2 separate regions of the Mus musculus genome follow, and region 1 is linked to region 2. A link is a loop called in an ENCODE intact Hi-C map of the cell type or tissue named here. Cell type or tissue: left cerebral cortex. All regions are shown on one strand. Links, peaks and the distances in the headings refer to the core of each region. The heading gives the core; the rest is flanking DNA.

The links. A loop is a pair of places that touch in the nucleus more often than their neighbours do. Peaks named below come from ENCODE experiments on the same cell type or tissue, not always from the same donor. Only the 100,000 strongest peaks of a DNase experiment are listed, where the experiment ranks them.
Region 1: a loop joins it to region 2, with 2.1 times the contacts of the local background. A loop is called at or near these places in 1 of 42 quality-filtered maps.

Annotation. Positions count from the first base shown.
Region 1 is chr3:31,244,337-31,254,948 of GRCm38, reverse strand. All of the region lies in intron 2 of Slc7a14 (solute carrier family 7 (cationic amino acid transporter, y+ system), member 14), which reads left to right. Among named protein-coding and RNA genes, the nearest start is that of Gm33834, 17 kb to the right of the region's middle. In left cerebral cortex, for the core only: no CTCF peak of the experiment used is centred there; a DNase peak (open chromatin) is centred at 5,303.
Region 2 is chr3:31,140,452-31,151,063 of GRCm38, reverse strand. It overlaps Cldn11 (claudin 11), which reads right to left and starts at 1,144. Exons shown (of 3, transcript NM_008770.3): 1 at 689-1,144. The coding sequence starts at 914. In left cerebral cortex, for the core only: a CTCF peak has its summit at 4,949 (motif pointing left); DNase peaks (open chromatin) are centred at 1,154, 3,319, 4,908 and 5,203; H3K4me3 peaks cover 859 bases; H3K27ac peaks cover 313 bases.

The DNA of each region.
Region 1 (10,612 bases), core at 1,386-9,385, 100 kb before region 2:
AAGCCATTGCATCCTGGGAGCACTGAGCCCGGCCTCGGTGCTCACAACACTATAGAACATCTACTTCTCCATTGCTGACTCAAAGAGCTCAGAGTTCGCCCAGCCAGTATTATGTTGGAGGCAGTTTGCACCAGTGTTTGCCGCACTGGGAGGCCACACCTCTTTCCAACTTTACAGTGACACCAAATTGTAGACCTGAGGCGGGACTTGTGTTTCCACTGTTGTTGTTTGCCTTGGAGTTGGTTGTTAAGCATTCCCAGCCTACTCCTGGCTCGGCTCCACTATAACTGCCACCCAGCAGCTTGTCCTCACCACTGCACCAGGCTCCAGAAGACAAACGCCTGCCTCTCCCCCTCTCTCCAGATGGTCCCAGCCATAGCACCTCTCCTCGCTCAGTGACTGACTCATCCCCCTGCTGGGTCCAGCCACGATCCTTCAGAGCCTCAGCCAGAGCCCAAACCAAAATAGCTTGTGCCGATATTATCATATTTACAGTGGTCTCTCCAGCCAAGTTGGCATGGATCTGCTCTTTCTCTTTGGTCACAAATGTCCCCTCCCTGATGGTCATCCCCCCCCCCCCATCCCCATGTCACTTAGAGTTTAACCAACCTTTCCCTTCTCCACACCACAATAGACCAGTTCCTTTCCATTCCCACCCTTGTTAACATTTGTCTCTCCTCCTCTCTTGGCTATAATTAAAAGCCTACTCAGCACCAGGAAGCCCAGTCTCTACCTTGTATGTTTATCTCCAGCAATAGGTACTGCTGGGTGATAAGTATGGAGTACAGAGGATGTTGGCACAACCGAATTCACCTTGTCCCAAGCAGAGAGAAAAGAACAATGAGATGAAGGGCGCTTGCGCAGGAGAACCGAGATGACCTGTCTAGGAGAAATGTCACAGCCACGCCCACTGTTTTGCATGCTAACAAAAATTAGTAACGATAAGTGAAAACGGAAAAGTGGTAAGATCAGTGGACACTGCAGATTTCAATGAAATCGGGGAAATACTGGATTAAAAATAGTAACAAAGTGCAGTTAAAGGCAGGAGGTGACGTCAAAGAGGCACTATGTGTGAAATCTGAAGTGGTATGTAACCAGTAAGACTGAGTTTGGACGTGGAACCTGGTTAAACTGCTAACTAGCTGGGAGACTTAAGGCAAACACTGTAACTTCTCTGAGTCTTAGTTTCCCCATTGTGGAAGTAAAAATATCTTCTTTGTTGCTGTGAGATCTAAAAGAGATATCTACCAAGTACCGATACAATGCCCAGCACACAGCACTAAATAAATTGTTTTGTGTCAAGCTCTATTGTAGGCACCTGCTGTAATATATAGTATTTCTATTATTCTATTTTCATTTTTTAACTAAATGCCAGAATCTAGCTAATGTATAAAGAAAAGGAAATGGTTATTTTACAGTTTGGGGTTGGGTGGTTCAAGGACACAACACAGGCTACATGAAACCTTGTCTCAATTTTTTTCTATATATTCTAGATAGAAATGTTTCATTACATGTGTGGTTTTGTTTAGACAGAGTCTTACTATATAGCCTTGACAGTTCTGGAACTCATGATGCAGACTAGGCTGGCCTTGAACTCATAGAGCTACCTGCCTTTGCATCCCAAAGTGTTGTGATTCAAAGTGCAAGCAGTCCTCACACCTGACTTTACATGTGTAGCTTTGTAAATGTTTTCTCCTAGTTTGTGGCTCCTTCTTTAATTTCTGTCTATTTATATTTTAAAGTACTGATGTCCAAAGTATATGTCCTGCAATTCCAACTCAGCTGGGGCTGGGTGGGGAGCCCTGGGATCCCCTAAGAGCATCTAACACACAGCTAGACTTGGAAACTTCCATGTAGAAGGAGGCGCTATCTGCCACAGCTAGGACCCACATGGAGAGGAAGCTTGCTAACAGGAGTCTCTCATATAGCAGGCAGACTCTCTTCTAGGGAAATTTTTTTGGTCATGTAGCTCTGTTCCCCATTCTACATAATCCTTCATGAAACATGAAACAAAAACGGGACTCTGAAGCTACTTTCTCTCCAACTGAACATGACCCACAGGTCCACTGACTTCCCCAGATCCTTTACCCAGCTCCACTCTGACGTGGTCACTGCCCTCTGGCCTGTTCCAGGTGGTGGACTATTTATCGGAGGAAACAGCTTGTGCCTAACCTCTCACTTTTGTCCAATGGCCCTATCTGCTCTTTGATAACTCCACAGGCCCTGTGTCCTGCCAGGCCTGCAAAGCCCCTTTAATAGTATGTTTTGATAAAGAGCATCATTTTTTTCATCCTGGTTTTTTACCTACAGCTCTGTGGAGAGTGGGTGGAGGCAGGATGGCTTGTGTAGCTGCTCTAATTTACTTGGCTGCAGATGAATCAAAGCCAAATGATTGTGCCCACAACTTCTGGCCATTCAAAGTCCCAAGAGACACACATGAGCCCGAGGAGGGGAAAAGCATCCATTGTGGCACGGTTTTCCCCGGGTTTATGTATAGTTTCTTTTTAGTATAATTAAAACTGAACTCGTGGGACTGGGGAGACAGCTCAGGCGATCAATCCCTAACACATGCCAAGTTGAGGTTAGATGTCACTCTGTTGGCCTGGAGAAGTTCAATGACACAAGCAGATACATATTTCAGTCCCACAGTGGAGACACGATGAAGGTAAAAAAACCAGATGTGCCAGGTGAGACATGAGAGACTATGGAGCTCAGCGCTCTGAGCTCTGACAGTGAAAGCCAAAATGAAGCTTAGAATAGAGAGGGTTTGGATGGGTCAAGGACCATGAGCAAGAGGAGGACACACTCCATCTGCCCATGAGAAGGCAGGTAATGGATGAGTGTTCTGAAATAGCATGAGAATTATGGATTTGGCAACATAGTTCTGATAGCAGAAAGTGAGGATCCAGATAGAAATCCAGCATGGAGGACCACACATAGCCCATGTGAGAGCCATGTGGATACACAGGATGCTCACATGTGGACACGGCATCCTTCCATTCTCACCTACCCACTGTGGGAGGCTGGCTCCGATCAGAGCCGCAGTCAGAAAGAACTTCCTCCTACAAGTGGCAAGGCTCTTTAGTAAGAACCAGAACTGAGACTGGAAACTGTAAGACCCAAAGTTCTGTCTTTTCAGGAGGCCACCTTTGGACCATGGAAGCCAGAAACCTTCTCACTGGAAATGGATTGATTATTTCATGCCAGTTCTCTGATCATTAAAAAAAAAGATAATTAAAAACCAATCTCAGGCCATCAAGATGGCTCAGTAGGTAGACACCTGCCACCACTAAGCTTGATGACCTGAGATTCATTCTTGGGACCCACATGGCAGAATGAGAGAACCAACTCCAACGAGTTGTCCTCTGATATCCGTACAGCACCATGGCACACTCATGTGCCAAGAGAGACAGACAGACAGAGAGACAGACGGGTACCGAGTATATTCTTTTTAGCATGTTAGCATATGGCTTAGCAATAGACCCGGGCATCCATGTCTGACCTGTAGCACACAAGCCATGTGTGGCTGAGTGTAATAATGAATGTGTTCCAGCACAAGACAATAAACATGAGCTGGTTTTGCAATTCTTTTGTAACTCAATGATACAGTTCTTAAGCATAAACTTCGTACATGACAGCATTGTGATACAATGTCAAAGGTTGGACATACCTACATAACGGTGTGTAGTGTATGCCTCCTCTCAGCCTGAAGAGTTTCAGCTCTTCCGACCTGTCCTCAGGTGCACCTGTAGTGGTGGGGGGAGGGGACACGAGGGAGCATAGTGAGCCCTAATTGAATGTCTGTCTTTCCAACCTTGCTGCCCTGCTCCAGAAGCCATTCTTTCCCAGAGTTCTGACATGTCTCCTAGTAACCACAGGCCACATGGCTTCATAAACATATACAAATTCTAAATGAGTTCTAATTTCATTTTTTGCTACAACAAACCATTTTGCCCCTCCAGGGAAAAACGGACTGGGGGTGAACCAGGAGGACTGGTGCTCGGTGACCCCCTTCTCTGTTTCTCTTTACCGCACTCGGATGGGGAAAGTATACTTTTAAGAGAGCGGTAAGGAAATGGAAGAGCAGATGCATCCTTACCCTCAGAGCAAGGGCTGGCTAGTTCTCCAAATTATGTATTCTCCAAATACATAGCTGGAATCTTAATAAGGACAGCAGCCAGCCCAGCATGTGTGGGTCTCTGAAGGCTAAAGCAAGGTAAGACCCTTGCTGAATGTCAGCCTTTATTATTGCTGTTATGTCTATTGGACAAATGTTGTGCAGCGGATGCAATGCAACCTCCCACTGGGTGCATTAGTGGCTTCAGTTTATGGTTATTATAGTAACTAAGCTCTTGCAGATTTTTAATATGATATGCCTGGCATCATCTGTGTGATGATAACACAATAAAAAACAAACAAACAAACAAACAAAACATTGCCAACAACAACAAAACTTCACACTGCTGAGATGGATTATTTGTGAAGGCACTTGCTCTCAAGCCTGAGGACATGAGTCCCATCCCCGCTGAGAGTTCAGAGTCAGTTCCCACAAATTGACCTCTGACCTCCACACACATGTGAGCACACGTGGAAGATAATTTTCAAGAACTCCACCAAATAATAATTTACGTTATAATATTCATTTTACAGATAACAATGTTGAGGCTCAGATATGATAGGTGACTTCTATAGGACTGCCTCCCTGTTCTTGAGCTCTGAACGCAGCCCACAGCTCTCCCTGAGCTACTGATTAGAAGATCACTTTTGTGGGTCAAAACTTCTGTTACGCTGGGTCATGAAAATAACTTCTAAGCTCAGTGTCTTCTATCACCTGTCAGCAGCAAAAAGAAAGGCTTGGTTGGACTTGAAGTTCACGGCACTCTCCTGTAGAGGTTTGATTGACAGCCTTGAAGGAAGGTTGTCAGTTACTGGTTCAGAGGAGCTATGTGTATCTCAGTAGAAATTTGTACATTTCTCAAATCGCTGATGGTGAAAACCAGTTTCCTTCAGGAAAACTTGGGCTCCTTTTACACCTTCCACAGACCACGGTAGAGTGGACAGTCCAGTGGCAATGGGAAAGACAGACAGACCCCTCACTCTGCACTCAGCATGATGAGAACTGCCACTGAACATAGCTAGGAAAGAACTCTGAGACAGAGCAAGGGTTTACCATCTATGCAGAAAAGCAAGAGATCGTCTGTGAAGCAACTCTGAACACTGCTAAATCCAACCAAGCCTGGGCTGGAAGTCAGGACACCCAAGACCTCACTCAGTTGTGCCCCTCGGCACCTCAGGGTCCCTGCACAGCCTATCACACCTCGAAGTCTGTTCCTTCCTCTATAAAATGAAGAGCTTGCATTAGATTGCCTGTAGTGGGAGTGAGAATGAAATAGAACCGAAGAAGGATGACGCCTTAAAGAACAGAGTCCCTTGTTTCCCCACATGCAGACTCTCAGCCCCATCTATTCTGAGACATCTGGAGGCCAAGTACAATTAGTCTGCGCACCTGAGACATCTCTGCAAGCCCTGCTCTGTGCCTTACTCCTTATGTGATTTCAAATGTACTTAACCTAGAGCATCCCAAACAGGTGGGAAGTTAACAGCTGTGCCAGGGCATTAATCCCTCAGCCTTGGGGAGGCTGGGTATGGCAGGAACCCTGGATTAATCACCTCTATTTATAAACTGCTTTATTCTTTTTTTTTTCTTATTCTTTTCCTTCCTTTCCTAATCCACACAAATAACTTACAAACTAAAGTAATTTATAGACTAGAGTAATTCCTAGGAACCCATCTAAATCTTGGATTCATCATGTTTAAGTGACTATAATAATGGTTTCGTTAACATGGCCATTTTGAAGATAATGACTACATACAATACATGCAAAGTGCTTAATGGAACCCATACACAGAACTATGGCCAATAATATTCACATTTCTTGTTATGATCACTCAAACCTGATGAAGTGAGGACCCTTCTTAATGCAAACAAGCTAGCTAGGATTCCGTATCTGAAGCCACAAGTCTACCCCTAGTGAATAAATTAAAGAGGCAGGTTTCCTGTGCATGTGTCTGTAGGTAGACCTTGTACAAGACCTTGTTAGGCAAGCACATAGATCAGCAAGGCATGGAACTACCAAATGACTGTGGGATAACATCTGAGACAGAAAAGCTAGTGATTAAGAGTGAATGGCAAGCCCCAGCCCTCACCGAGGTGGCCTGAACTTTGTACCTTGTGTCTAACTGGGTGCCCACAGCAACTCAATGGCTTTGATGGGGCCAGTCTATCAGCTTCAAACCTTGGCCCACCACTTTTACCCAGGGATGGGAGCTAAGGGGTCACAGCCACCCAAGGGAATCAGAGAGCTTCCAGCAAATTCCATTTGCATGATGCAGGAAATGAGAACATCAAAAGAAAAGAAAAAAGAGCAGCAGGCAGAGCTTTCTTAAATGGCTACACATGGGTGGAGATGAATTAAGGAAGCAACATAGAAGAAGGGATGGATGCAGGACAGTGGGTGGGAAGGAAGGACAGGATTCACACTAGCAAGCAGGACATGGGCACGTGGAAGCCACAGAGAGTGATGAAAGGCCACCTTCAGCATGGAGATAGCAGTCTCTGGTGACTAATGAAAGTAAATACCACAGTTAACGGTGGCATTACCATGGAAAAGAGAAAACGGCAAGAAACTCAACTGGCCCTCCATCTGCCTTCCTCTTGGTCATAGGCTTGACTGTGCTGTATGGAGAATGTGACTGTTTACAATGTATCACTGATGCTATAACCTAGTGCTGACTGTGCTGTATGGAGAATGTGACTGTCTACAATGTATCACTGATGCTGTGTGGCTGTGCTGTGTGGAGAATGCAATCGCTACCCTGTATTGCTGGTATTACTCTATATGCCACACATTTCCACAGATCTGACCCAAAAGTTCCCTGCAAAGTAACTAAACATGAATTTATAACTTAAATGTGTGTGTGTGTGTGTGTGTGTGTGTGTGTGTACTCATTCAGAGGACACACGGACTATTAAAGTGAAATAGAAAGCCTTTACAGAGACCAGCGGCTGCATACAGAATTCACCTAAATCACACAGCCCCGAGGCTAATGGTTCTTGGCTTTTTAACCCAAAAAAACATATCCTAGGTTGGCACACTTCAGTTAGCAAGAAGCAGAAGTACACAACATAAAAAGCAAGGTTAGTACATTTAAGGACTTTCCCAGCTGCATCCTGGGACTATTGACTTGATCTGTCTTTGTTCCTGTTTGGCAGGCATTGCTGCCCACTGCTGGGCTCCAAGACTGATGGTCCAGGGGCATGTTACATTTATGTGTACACATACGCAAAATCTGTCCTTAGGTCCTATTTACTCTTTCTATTTTAGAGTACATTCACTGGAAAATATTGACTGTATTCGTATATCTTAAGATATTGATTTTAAATGACCCAGCTTATAATTTCATATTTTATCTGTATATTGTGAATGTGTGTACAGGTATTTGTGTGGTTTCAAGTGCACATCTGTGTATACACATAGAGATCAAAGGACAACCTCCAGTAGCATTCCTCAAGCATATGTGTGTGTGTGTGTGTGTGTGTGTGTGTGTGTAAAGACAGGGTCTCCACCTGGACTGGAACTTACTGTGAGTCCCAGGAATCCTGTCCCCCATCCCCCACTACTGGGATTACAAGTACAAGGAACCTTGTGTTAGCATATTTTTTAAGCTATTTTACTAGGTTCTTTATACCTCTACCTCCCTTCTAACCCTTATTCCATACTACTTCCTTCCAGCCCCCCAACACTAGGTTGGAGAGAAAGAAGGTTAAAAGGGAAAGGGGACATAGACCTCTATAAGCTACTTACTGCCAATTGAGGACTTTGGGTTCCTTAGTCCGATCTTTGTTGTCAGAACATCCAACAACCCAGCAAACCAGCAGCAGCAAATCCATCTGATGAGCCAGCAGCGGGGGGGGGGGGTTGGTAGCAGGGGCGGCAGCTGCCACAGGCCCTCTTGGGACTCTCTCATTTACACCCTCTTCAGAGTCCCCCAAATTAAACTATCTGCAGCTGGCAAAAAAATCACACCCCTGCTAGTGCACAAAGTAAATCATAATCACCTGCTGGGAAGCTGCCTCTTACCACACACCTGGGGTTAAAATAAAAGCATATTCATAGAACATAACTGGGTTTTTTAAGAAATCAAAATTATCACTACAACCATGTCCAGCATTTGTGTATGTTGGTAGAGGGGTATGGAAATTGAACTTGGGACCTCAGGCCTGCAGGGCAAGTACTATACTAACAGAGTGGGTCTCCACAGCCTGGCCCTTAGACTTAAGAAAAATAACAGCATAACAAACTTCTCTTATACATGGACACAAATACCTGCTCCTTTGAAAACATTGCTAAGTTGTCTTAAACACAGCATTAATACAGCTGAATACTATAAATCTAGACAAGAACGCTCTCAGTGTCTCACTTAAAATGAGTGCCTTTTTCAAAAAGCCACCAGTATGCTCAAGGGACTCTTTCACTCTCTGTCATTCCCTCATTCAAAACTCAGCTAAAAAGGTGCCACTGCTGTCGGACTGAGCAGGGGATGTCTAGTCAGAAACAATCTATCAGATTCCTATAGGTAAGATCCTGACCCGTGTCTGTCACTTGTGCCAGAAAACCCTGTGGCCACTGTCCACAAGGACTCCCTCCCCGGAATATCACAGATGAGCATGTGGCAAACACAAAATTTGTACTTATACTTCCTAGAGCTCAGAGGAGGCTAGAAAGGAAGGGAGCCTAGGGAGATGGCTCAGCAGCTGACGTTGCTTAGCAACTGCTCTTGCAGAAGATCTAGGGTTGGTTCCCAGCACCTACATCAGACGGCTCATAAGCTGTATCTCCAGCTCCAGGGAATCTGAGGCCTTCTGGCCTCCATGAGTGCCTGTACGTGTGCACATCAGCTCATTCAGGCACACACATACATATAAAGTACACATAAATGAGTCTTTTTATAGACGGGGGGGGGGGCAGAAAACACTGGGTAAGGGAAGTAGCCACGGTGGGTGGAAGTAAGGTCTGTAAGAAGCCCCCACGTCCACATAATTCTCTCACAAGACCCCTAAACTGAGAGTCTCTGACCCATGCAGCCCCTCCCTGCATGCTGTCCCAATTTGAAGGAAGTTGAAAACTCAAAGGACTTTGGGAAGATCCAAGTTGAAACGTGGCTGTACACTATTCTCCTTAGACATGTGTTGAGAAGGTTCCTCTCCCTGTGCGGCAATCACACCTGCTCCTCAGATGCGCTGAAGTACATTTCCATCTCATTTAAATGTCACCAACTCTCCAGAGGCAAGGGTAGGCAGATCCCTCTGAGTTCAAGATCAGCCTGGTCTACATAGTTCCAGGACAGCCAGAGCTCTGTAGTGAGACCCTGTCTTAAAAAGAAGAGAGAGAGGTGGGGGGAGAGGGAGGGGTGGAGGGGGATCCTCTTCTGCTCCTCACGAGGTAGTGTTGAAAGTACTTGGAGAGAGAATAGCAAGCTGTCACCACCTCAACTCCCTTTCTCTGTCCTTTCTGCCAAAGGTCTTTGCAGCCCAGTTCCCAGGGTCACCTTGAGAAAGACAGGCAGTTCTCATAAGAGATTAGCAAGAAGTAGGAGATTTCTCTCACTATTTCTCATGTAAGGCATGGGGCAGAACAGATGGTTTCTATTAAAGATATAAAACCCAGGAATAAAAGTGTCCAGGTTCTGTTTCAGAAGTGCATTGAGCAGAGACAGCCTGGGCTAGACACTAGAATGATTCCCAATAGTCCTGACGGTGCTGAGTCCCTGAAACCAGCAGCCAGCAACACTTGATTATGTCTCTCAACCCTCCTCTGATGCAAATGCTCCTGCCTCAACACTCCAAGAGGTGTTGCTGGCCAAGACATTCCCTCTGTAAATAGAGCCATGAAGGGTTCCCTAGCTTATACCAGGGACCATATATATGTCCATCCAAGACCCTAAGCAACTTATACAATTGGTATCATTACCAGGAGGGGAGCTAAGGCCCAGAAAGGACCAGCTTGGGTCAAATGACTAGCTCAGGGAAAAGCTAACCCTTGACACGTTAGACACAGCCATTCCACTCTTAGACACCACACAGTTCATTACACATGACCAGCTGAGTCCCAATCAGCCATGATTACCAACCATAGCACAAGCAAACCACGAGAAAAGCTTGAACTCATCATAAGATAGAAACTATACCTCCGAAATATTCTCATAGATAGGAATTTCAAGGAAAAAGAGTAAGCATGTAGGCTATTAATGCATTTAGTGAACAAATTATTCCACTTGACCTGATTTGGGGGTCAATTCTCTATTAGGATAGCTATTTCCTTCTCATTTAAAGGTCAGTGTATTGAGGCATGGTTTGGGCATTTAGGGGCTCTTCGTTCCCTACCCAGCTTTAATTAGAGTCCTGAGAGGTTCAATAACTGATGGTGTCAGGCTCTCCCTGATCAATGGTGCTGGCTGTCCCTGAACACAGGCAGTTGCTGTCCATCTGGGCCCTGGTTTGGCAGAGAAATCATAAGTCTCTTCTTTGACACAAAGAAAGAGAAGTGCTCCC
Region 2 (10,612 bases), core at 774-8,773:
GCTGAGCAGAACTGGAGAAGGGTGTCACCCTGGCAGAGAGAGGGTGGGAAGCACAGTCACTGCAGGAATCCCAGGGGCAAACGGTAGGTAAAGATGGTGACAAGTCAGATAAGCAGGCCCTGAACTGAGAGAACCAACTGAGACTCACTAATCCGGGCAGTCCAGAGACTCCTCGAATGTGAACGGAACCTCATCCGGGTGACTCCGGAGTGCCATGCAGTCTAAGAAGCTCAGCTCAGCCTACACCTATTTGAAATTGCCCTTTGTTCTCTTCTCCTCGGGCCTATAGACAGCTCTAATCGGAAGCCCACTGGAGATGGCACAGTGGGGGTGGGGGGAGGACTGGAGTGTCTCTTTGGTCGATTAGCTTGGGTACCTGGGATGATGAAATCATGGGGAATTAACAATAGTGTATATGATTTCCCACCATGTGTATATGATTTGATTCATGAAATTCTCAAAGCCATTGATTGACCAGTGTTACCTTTATCATCTCATGTTCAGATAAAGAAACTGAGGCTGACAGGTGGCTCTTTAGGACTAATTCTCCTACAGGGTTGGATTGGAGATGTCAAAAATGTATCATCCAGAGGTCTCTGAGTCTCCAAACTTCTGAGAGCCCTGTCTAAAATCCCCAATTCTAGCCCAACCTGCCTCTGGAAGCTGCTTGCAAACTTGGAGTCCTTACCTGGAAGGATGAGGATGTCCACCAGGGGTTTGCAGTGGTAGAGACCAGTGGCCATGACGCAGTCAGCCCACAGGCCCTTGGAGCCCAGTTCGTCCATTTTTCGGCAGGTGGGGATGGTGTAGCTGCAGGTCACCACCCAGTCATTGGTGGACGTTGTGACGATGATGCCAATCCAACCCACGAAGCTCGTGACGAAACCCACCACCTGAAGGCAAGTGGCTACCATGGTGGCCGCAGCGACGTCCACGCAGCTCGACTCACACGGATTGTGCCCCCTGTGTCGTCCTGGACAGAGCCTTCCCTAGGCTTGCCCTCTTGGCCCTCGCGAGCCGCTGGCTCCGGGCTACTCGAGATGGGGAGAGAGCGGCTGCAAGCACTGCTGCGACAGCGTGCAGCGGGGACAGGTGCGCCTGGAGGGGACTGCAGCGCTGCTGGGCAGCGCGTCCCCGCCCCCTCTTTAAACTCCGGGGCCCGGGCTGGCAAGCGCCAATCCGCGACAGCCCCCGAGACGAGCCGGCCAATCGCAAGCCAGGCTTCGGTGCGGGTGTAGAAGGGAGCAGGGGCTGAGGAGGGGCAGCAGGCTGCCCCACGGCTGGTGACACACGGTCAGCGCTGGGAATTAAATTAATCCCATCCCGATAGGGACCCGCAGAGTGAAGGGGGCGCGTCCAGCTCCTGTTGGGTTTGTTAAGCGTAGTCTCACTCCTAGAGAAGTAGTCTCTCTCTCTCTCTCTCTATGTCTCCCTCCTAAACTTCTACCAACTCTCCGACCGCTCCCTCTTCTCTGCTGTGGACACTTCCAAGGGCACCTAGTACATTTTCCTATGCCCCTAAGGAACAGAGGGGACACATTCAGCACTCCGATGTTGCCATAAGAAAAGACCGGGGAGAGGGCTTAGATAGCTTAGTAAGTGAGGGCCCTTACTGCGCTGGCACACGAGAGAGCCTCAATCCCAATGCCCAGCACCCAGTACAAAGCCTGCCATGGTGCTTACTAAGTCCGTAACCCGGTGCTGTTAGACTGATACGGAAGGACCTCTGAGTTTGCTAGCTGCCATTCTAGAGCCAGGTTCAGTGCCATTCTGTGGCTCGAGGAAATAAGGTAGATGGGGATAGAGCAGGACACGGGACATCCTCCTAGTGCACACGTGTGTACACAGACACACACCCCACACACACCGCCACACATAAACACACACATACACACTTCGCAAGAAACAAATAACACAATAAAGATGGTGCCAGCAGAATTAACTCTGGTCACAATAATGGTGACGATTACTCACTGTTATTAATACTTGATAAGTGCATGTGTTCTTATACCACAGCTTACTGAATTGTCCACACTTTGCAGTGGGGACAACTGTCAATTCTACACAGAAGAAACAGCCCCCCAAAGGACAAGCTCCTGAAGTTCACACAGCTAGGAAGGAGACTCCGTGGGCCCCGCTCATTCCTGTCCCTGACCTTTCCTGAGAATCCATCCTGGTTATCACTTTCTGAATGTTCCTAAAGGGCTTGGTGTTCCATTTGTGATACATTAAAAGCCAGGCATTCTGCCCAGATCACTGTAAATAAGTTAGCTTCTGTTCTCCACCGAGAAAACCGATAGCCCAGATTGAGTGGGAAGCAGAAGCTATCAGCAAAGGCTACCAGGCAGCCCCCTTCTCTACACGCATTCAGATAAGGCTCATTCTGTGCCCTTGGGCGGAGGGAGGCACTGGGGATGAACCCACGGACTTGAGCAAGCCAGACAATGCTCTACCATTGAGCTACAGCTTCGGACTTGTGCAATTTTAAGTCAAGAAAAGGATTGCTTATCTTACTGTATGGCTTGATCTAGTCACCTGGGCCTCTTCCCCCTCTCCTCTTATTCTATTTAAAATGGTGGCAGATTTCAGCAAATGGACATTTTGCTCATCATCCTGTTGAGCTTGCTGCAGTTATCCCCATGATGGATGGGGTCATACATGCCACCAACTCTTCAAGCCAAGACTGCCCTTGATCAAGGAGACTAGTGGGATATCTATGTGGCTGGTGGGTTGGTCTTGGAGTGGGCTGTCTCTCAGTCTATGTGACTGGTGGGTTGGCCTTGCACTGGGCTGGCTCAGCCTATGTGACTGGTGGGTTGGTCTTGGAGTGAGAATGGCAAACACTTTATTACTGTTACTGTGGCCTATGGGGGATAACTCCTGCAATGTGTTTGACGCAGGCCTGGTGCTGTTGATTGACAAGTTAGTCGCTATTTGAGCTACCCAGACCAGCCTGCATAGTCCAAGGCCTGGCTCCACTACTACTGCCTACGGGATCAAAACATTTCACATTGCTTTTTAAAAGAATAAGTATGTTTGTATCCGACCCCTGAGAATTCCGTGTGTCTTTTACTACATTATTTACCTACTTTGTGTGCATATGTGTGCATGGCACACGCATAGAGGTCAGAGGACAGCTGCAGAAGTCAGTGTTCTTCCACCGAGTGGGTCCCAGGGACCACAGGCAGGACTTCAGGCTGATGGCAGTGCCTTTCCCTGTGAGCCTTCACGTCGGTTTTATGTAATGTTTCTCGGTTCCCTGTCATTTGTAAAGTGGGATGAACACGGAGCCTACCGTATAGTTCTTTTTATGGGTATCTGAGTCACTATACATACCGAGCTGAAAGCAATGTCTGCAACAAATCCTCAAGAAACCTGGACACTAGATTACGATGTGAAGCTCAGAATTCTTGTTCTTGCAGTCTCCTTTTGCTCTCGCAGGGTGAGGGCTTATGCAAACTATTTTATGGAAATATAGCTCCTCTTCGAAGGAACCATCAAGTCTACGGAGTATTTCATCATAAAGTCTACTCATCTGGATGTTGACGGATATTCCCTTTAATATCCAAAACTAGCTTTGTGCTAAGGACAATATAAACTATAAAACCCTGAGCTCCATCAATTCACTGCAAAACTAGCTATGAAACTTATATTCTTAGAACTCTTACATTCTTAGAGTTAATGTTCTCCACATGACAGCTCACTCAATCAGAGTTAAGTAATGGCTTGCCCACCCATGGGTCTCATGAATGCATGCACATGCATACACACACACACACACACACACACACACACACACACACACATTTGTAAAGTCAGATTTCAGAACTTTGGCACGAAGTAATAAAATGACTTAACTAAGCTGTCAAATTTTTTGTCTTGGAAGGAGACACCCAGGGAACACATTCCTTCTAGATCTGTTCCCTTGCCCATGTGACTCTCATGATCTCCACTTGGAAACAAGAAGAGTGAATTTCCCACCAGGGGTATTGTGAAGACAAAGGTAACATAAATCACATACAAATGGAAGGTGCATGTAAGAGACAAGACACTGAATAATTAAGTTATTGTTATCATCTTCTATGACAGACACACAAAATGACACCTGAGGGAGGCCAGCAGAGATACAATCTAGCTGAATAAGTTAGCCAGGAGCAAAAAGGTTATCCAGTTCAAAGGAGCCCAGGCAGCCACGGAAGTACAGAGCATGGGCCACAGAGGCTGAGGACACAGTCCCATGGCCAGGGGCTCTGGGTTCTGGGTAAAGCCCACCAGCTCTCTTGTGGTTTTGTTTTCTTTTTTCTGACTTTTTTTTTTGACATCGGGATTCTCCCACATTCCTTGCTGTGACAGCATCACAAGTGTCCCCAGTGATCATGATCTGACTTCCCACATAATGCAGTAAATGAGAAAGCCCCACACAATCTCAGGCCCCGCTCCAGTGTGACAATGAGTCCAACCACACCCAGACAGTGTCGCCAGTGGTTCCCAGTCAGTCCCAGGTCCTTTCCTTTTCTCTCAGAAACTCTGCCATGTCACCTCTCCACGTCCCCACAGTATGACGCAGAACTAGAAAGTTCTAGAGGAGAACTGAGTTTCTATCTTCTGGCCTTAAACCCAATATCATATTCCATATGAATTTGTTTTTATTCTTACTGTAAGATATTTGAAAAGATCGCTTCTCGGCCTTTTGGCTAAGATCAAGTGAAGATATTTGAAAAGAAAGGCTTAGGGGGGCAGTTAGTGTATTCACAGATATGTGAAGAAAGAAACATCTGTGTTAAATGTTATCCTACCATTTACACTTGAAATTAGCCAGCCAAACTAGAGGCCATTCAGTTCGGGCGGCTTGTGACTGACTCAATGCCAGAGATTTTGCTGGCATCTAACGGAGCACATGGAGAACGATGGGCGAATCAGTGTGCTCTTAGCGCCCTCTAGTGACTGTCATTGTATAGATAGAAACGCACTGAGACAGCCTGAGGCTGGATTGACCTCAACTTCCCACGAGCCAAACTGGTGACAGACTTAACTAAAATTTGCATTTTTCTGTAACACTTTTTTTTTCATTCGTTAAAAATATACATCTTTTTAGGAAACCAAATATATGAAAGCACAAGGTGTCTAGGAACCCACTTCTCTAAGACCACAAATCAAGTTCCTTCTGCATGGGGTAGGTATATACATGACGTGAGTGGGATCACATGACTGTGGGGGTGTGGCACATGTAGACGCCAGAGGACAGCATCGAGTGTTGCTCCTTGGCCACCATTCACCTTCTGGTTTTCTGTTTTCTTTTCTCACAGGCCTGCAAGTTCAACCAGTAAGCTAGCCTTGTTGGCCCGTTAGCTCCAGGGACTGTCTGTCTCTGCATCTGACCTCGTGGAGCTGGAGTTATGGGTGACTGTGAGCTGCCTGATATGGGTGCTGTACTTCTCTTTGGTGCTGTACTTCTCTTTTTTTTAAGATTTATTTATTATATGTAAGTACACTGTAGCTGTCTTCAGACATGCCAGAAGAGAGCATCAGATTTCGTTACGGATGGCTGTGAGCCACCATGTGGTTGCTGGGATTTGAACTTGGGACCTTTGGAAGAGCAGCCAGCGCTCTTAACCACTGAGCCATCTCACCAGCCCGCTATACTTCTCTTAACCATCGAGCCATTTCCTCAGTCCCAGGTCAGCCTTTTTTTTTTTTTTTTTTTTTAAACAGGTCTGGAGGATCAAACACAGGCCCTCTTGCGTGAAAGTATCTATTAGCCGGGCGTGGTGGCGCATGCCTTTAATCCCAGCACTTGGGAGGCAGAGGCAGGCGGATTTCTGAGTTCGAGGCCAGCCTGGTCTACAAAGTGAGTTTCAGGACAGCCAGGGCTATACAGAGAAACCCTATCTCCAAAAAACAAAAACAAAAAAAAAGAAAGAAAAGAAAAAAGAAAGTATCTATTAACTAAGGCAATTCCACAGGCCACTGAGTACCTTTAATAGGATCTATTTTTCTTTATATTTTTTTCTTTTGTTGGGTATTTTCTTTATTTACATTTCAAATGTTATCCCCTTTCCAGGTCTCCCTTCCGGAATCCCCATCCCCTCCCCCTGCCTCTCCACCCCCCACCCCCCACCCACCCACCTATTCCTGCCTTCCAGCCCTGGTATTCCACTATATTGGGGCATCGAACCTGCTCAAACCCAAGGGCTGCTTCTCCCACTTATATCCAACAAGGCCATCCTCTGCCACATATGCAGCAGGAGTCATGGGTCCCTCAACTCTTTGGTTGGTGGTCCAGTCCCTAAGAACTCTGGGGGGTCTGGCCGGTTGACACTGTTGCTCCCCCCATGGGGCTGCAAACTCCCGCAGCTCTTTAGTTCCTTCTCCAACTCCTCCATCGGGAACCCTATGCTCAGTCTAATGGTTGGCTGAGTCAACCTCTGTATTTGTCAGGCTCTGGCAGAGCCTCTCAGGAGACAGCTACATAAGGCTCCCTTCAGCGAGCACTGACCTACATCCGCAATAGTGTCCGGGTTTGGTGTCTGTATATGTGATGGATCCCCAGGTGGGGCAGTCTCTGGATGGCCTTTCCTTCTGTCTCTGCTCCACACTTTGTCTGCATATTTCCTGTGAGTATTTTGTTTCCCCTTCTAAGAAGCACTGAAGTGTCCACACTTTGGTTTTCCTTCTTCTTGAGCTTCATGTGGTCTGTGAATTGTATCTTGGGTATTTTGAACTTTTGGTCTAATATCCACTTATCAGTGAATGCATACCACGTGTGTTCTGTTGTGACTGGGTTACCTCACTCAGGATATTTTCAAGTTCCATCTGTTTGCCTAAGAATTTCATAAATTCATTGTTTTTAATAGTTGAATAGTACTCCATTGTGTAAATGTATCACATTTTCTGTATCCATTCCCCTGTTGAAGGACATCTGGGTTCTTTCCAGCTCCTGACTATTATAAATAAAGCTGCTATGAACATAGTGGAGCATGGGTTCTTATTACATGTTGGAACATCTTCTGGGTATATGCCCAGCAGTGGTATAGCTGGGTCTTCAGGTAGTACTATGTCCAATTTTCTGAGGAACTGCCAGACTGATTTCCAGAGTGGTTGTACAAGCTTGCAATCCCACCAACAATGGAGGAGTGTTCCTCTTTCTCCACATCCTCGCCAGCATCTGCTGTCACCTGAATTTTTGACCTTAGTCATTCTGACTGGAGTGAAGTGGAATCTCAGGGTTGTTTTGATTTGCATTTCCCTGATGACTAAGGACGTTGAACATTTCTTTAGGTGCTTCTCAGCCATTCAGTATCCCTCAGTTGAGAATCCTCTGTTTAGCTCTGTTTCCCATTTTTCACAGGGTTGTTTGATTCTCGGGAGTCTAACTTCTTGAGTTCTTTGTTTATATTGGATATTAGCCCTCTATGGGATGTAGGATTGGGAAAGATCTTTCCCCAATCTGTTGGTTGCTGTTTTGTCTTATTGACAATGTCCTTTGCCTTACAGAAGCTTTGCAATTTTATGAGGTCCCATTTGTCGATTCTTGATCTTAGCACCTAAGCCATTGGTGTTCTATTAAGGAAAATTCCCTCTGTGCCCATGTGCTCAAGGCTCTTCCCCACTTTCTTTTCAATTAGTTCCAGTGTATAATAGGATCTATTTTTAAACAACAAATTTCTCTGGTGGATTTAAAATATTTGATATTGCAAAAACTTCACATACACCCTCTTTTAGAATTATGGAAGTAAAAATTCATGATGTAAGCAAGTGTCTCAAAAAAAAAAAAAAAACTTAAAAAAGACTGCTGAGCTGTGATGGCGCACACCTTTAATCCCAGTACCTGGGAGGCAGAGGCAGGCAGATCTTTATGAATTCAAGGCCAGCCTAGTTTATAGAGTGAGTTCCAGGACAGCCAGGGCTACACAGGAAAACCCTGTCTCAATTCCCTACCCCACAAAAAGGACTTAAAATAAGTTAAATGGGGTCTGGAGAGATGGCTCTGTGGTTAAGAGCACTGAATGCTCTTCCAGAGGTCCTGAGTTCAATTCCCAGAAACCACATGGTGGCTCACAGCCATCTGTAATGGGATCTGATGCCCTCTTCTGGTGTGTGTGAAGTCAGCTACAGTGTGCTTATATACATAAAATAAATAAATCATATATATATATATATATGTATATATTATAAATCCTGAACTCATGGTGCATGTAACTTATTATATATATATAATTTATATATATATAAATAATATAATATATATATATAATATAATATAATAATATAATATATATATAATATATAATAATAATAATAATAATAATTATATATATATAATATATATTATATATTATATATATAATATTATAATATATATAATATATATATAATATAATTTATATATATATAAATAATATAATATATATATATAATATAATATAATAATATAATATATATATATAATATATAATAATAATAATAATAATATAATATATATAATATAATATAATATAATAATATATATATATTATATATATATATAATTTATATATATATAAATTATATATATATAATAAGTTACATGCCACCATGAGTTCAGGATTTTGTCTGGGGGGGGGGGGGGATTCCCCTGAAACCTGAGATGGTGGCACAGGCCACCTATGAGGACACTAAATAGTACATACTGATCAAATAGCACTAAAAATTAGAAAAAGAGAGAAAGACATTGCCAAAACTCCGATGTTCCAGGTCCCGTTAGGAAAGGAAGACACGGGGCTGGTGAGATGGCTCAGTGGGTAGGAGCACCCGACTGCTCTTCCGAAGGTCCTAAGTTCAAATCCCAGCAACCACATGGTGGCTCACAACCACCGTAATGAGATCTGATGCCCTCTTCTGGTGTGTCTGAAGACAGCTACAGTGTACTGATATATAATAAATAAATAAATCTTTAAAAAAAAAAAAAAGAAAAAAAAGGAAAGGAAGACACTGTGTGCAGACATGGGACAGAATCAGTGCTGCCTTAGGGAGTGGGTATATGGCAGACTCCAACCCTCTGTGGTCCCGGTCACTCACCTGCTGTCCTGAGACAGAGAGAGCTTTCCAACAGAAGACACATTGATACTGTTCACCATTTACTCAGAACCCTTTGCTTATTTGGGGATGACAATGGCTTCTTCTGTAAACCTATCGGCAGAGTGAGTTCCACATACTGCTCTATCTAGAACTTGACCTCTGCACCTGCAGCCTTGGACACCAGGTAGACCTGAGTATCAACTGGCACAAGCCCAGGAATGTGCGACTAGTCCTGGCAACACAGCAAGATTCAGTCTCAAAATAAGTAAACAAACAATTTTTATACCAGCTATTTAGCTACCAGAACATATTTAAAGCCTCATTTCTGGGCCTTCAGCTTCAGTGAAACCATTTCTTCAAACGCCTTCATTGTCATTTTTTTTAGGTTTTATCATGCACGAGCACAATGCATTTTTATCATACTTACCGCTCCTTCTGTCAATTCCTCCCATGTTCCCCCAATAGCTTCCTCCCAGATTCATGCCATCTTCTATACACGCCTGTATTCTCGTAAGTATAGGGCTAACTACTTGGGCATGGACCATTGACCAGGGGATTTGTCCCTAGAGAAACTGATAACAATAAAGTATGTGAGTCCTGGGTAGAAAAATGAGAAAACAATCCAAAAAGTCCCACCGTTAGGTCCCATAGCTAAAGGCAGTAAGAACAAGGATTGTCCTTAGCTCCACAGAACACTGGTACAATGGCCAGTTGGTCAAGTTTTAAACCTTTTACTGAAAACATATGTGTTATAGCGTGACCAAAGCATCACATGCTCCGGGGAGTTCACTCCGTGCGTGATTTAGAAAGAATACACTCTGAGAGCTGGCCCCAGCGTGAGAGCACTTACGGCTCTTGCAGGGCACCTGAGTTCTGTTCCCAGCATCATTATCAGGGAACTCACAACCTCCTGTAACCCAGCTCTGGGGAAGTTTAATGCTCCTGCCCACGTGTGCACACATCCATGGGCACACATAACTTAAAACAAAAACAAGTCTTTGGAAACAAGAAATTCTGTTATTAATACTACATAGCTGTTCTGTTTTTAAAGAATAGGAAGAGGGGCTTTTGATGGCTTTTTCTGTATCTTCTTTGCTTTGCTTTTTTCCAGGATTGAGTCTCCTTATGTAAGCCAGGCTGGCTTCTAACTGGCAATCCTCCTTTCTCAGACTCTCTATACTAGGACTCCAGGCATGGCCCATCATGTCTGTAACTTCTTCCTTCTGTTTCTTACGCAAACCATTATTCTACTTTAATAGGTTATCTTGAGTGCTTGGGCACCAAGAACCAAGGAGACATTACTGCAGGGTTATTAGAAACCTGTCATGAACACCACCTCCAAAACAAGACAATTAAGAAGTAGATGAGGGCTGGAGAGATGGCTCAGTGGTTAAGAGCACCGTCTGCTTTTCCAAAGGTCCTGAGTTCAAATCCCAGCAACCACATGGTGGTTCACAACCATCCGTGATGAGATCTGGTGCCCTCTTCTGGGGTGTCTGAAGACAGCTACAGTGTACTTACATATGATAAATAAATAAATCTTTTTTTAAAAAGG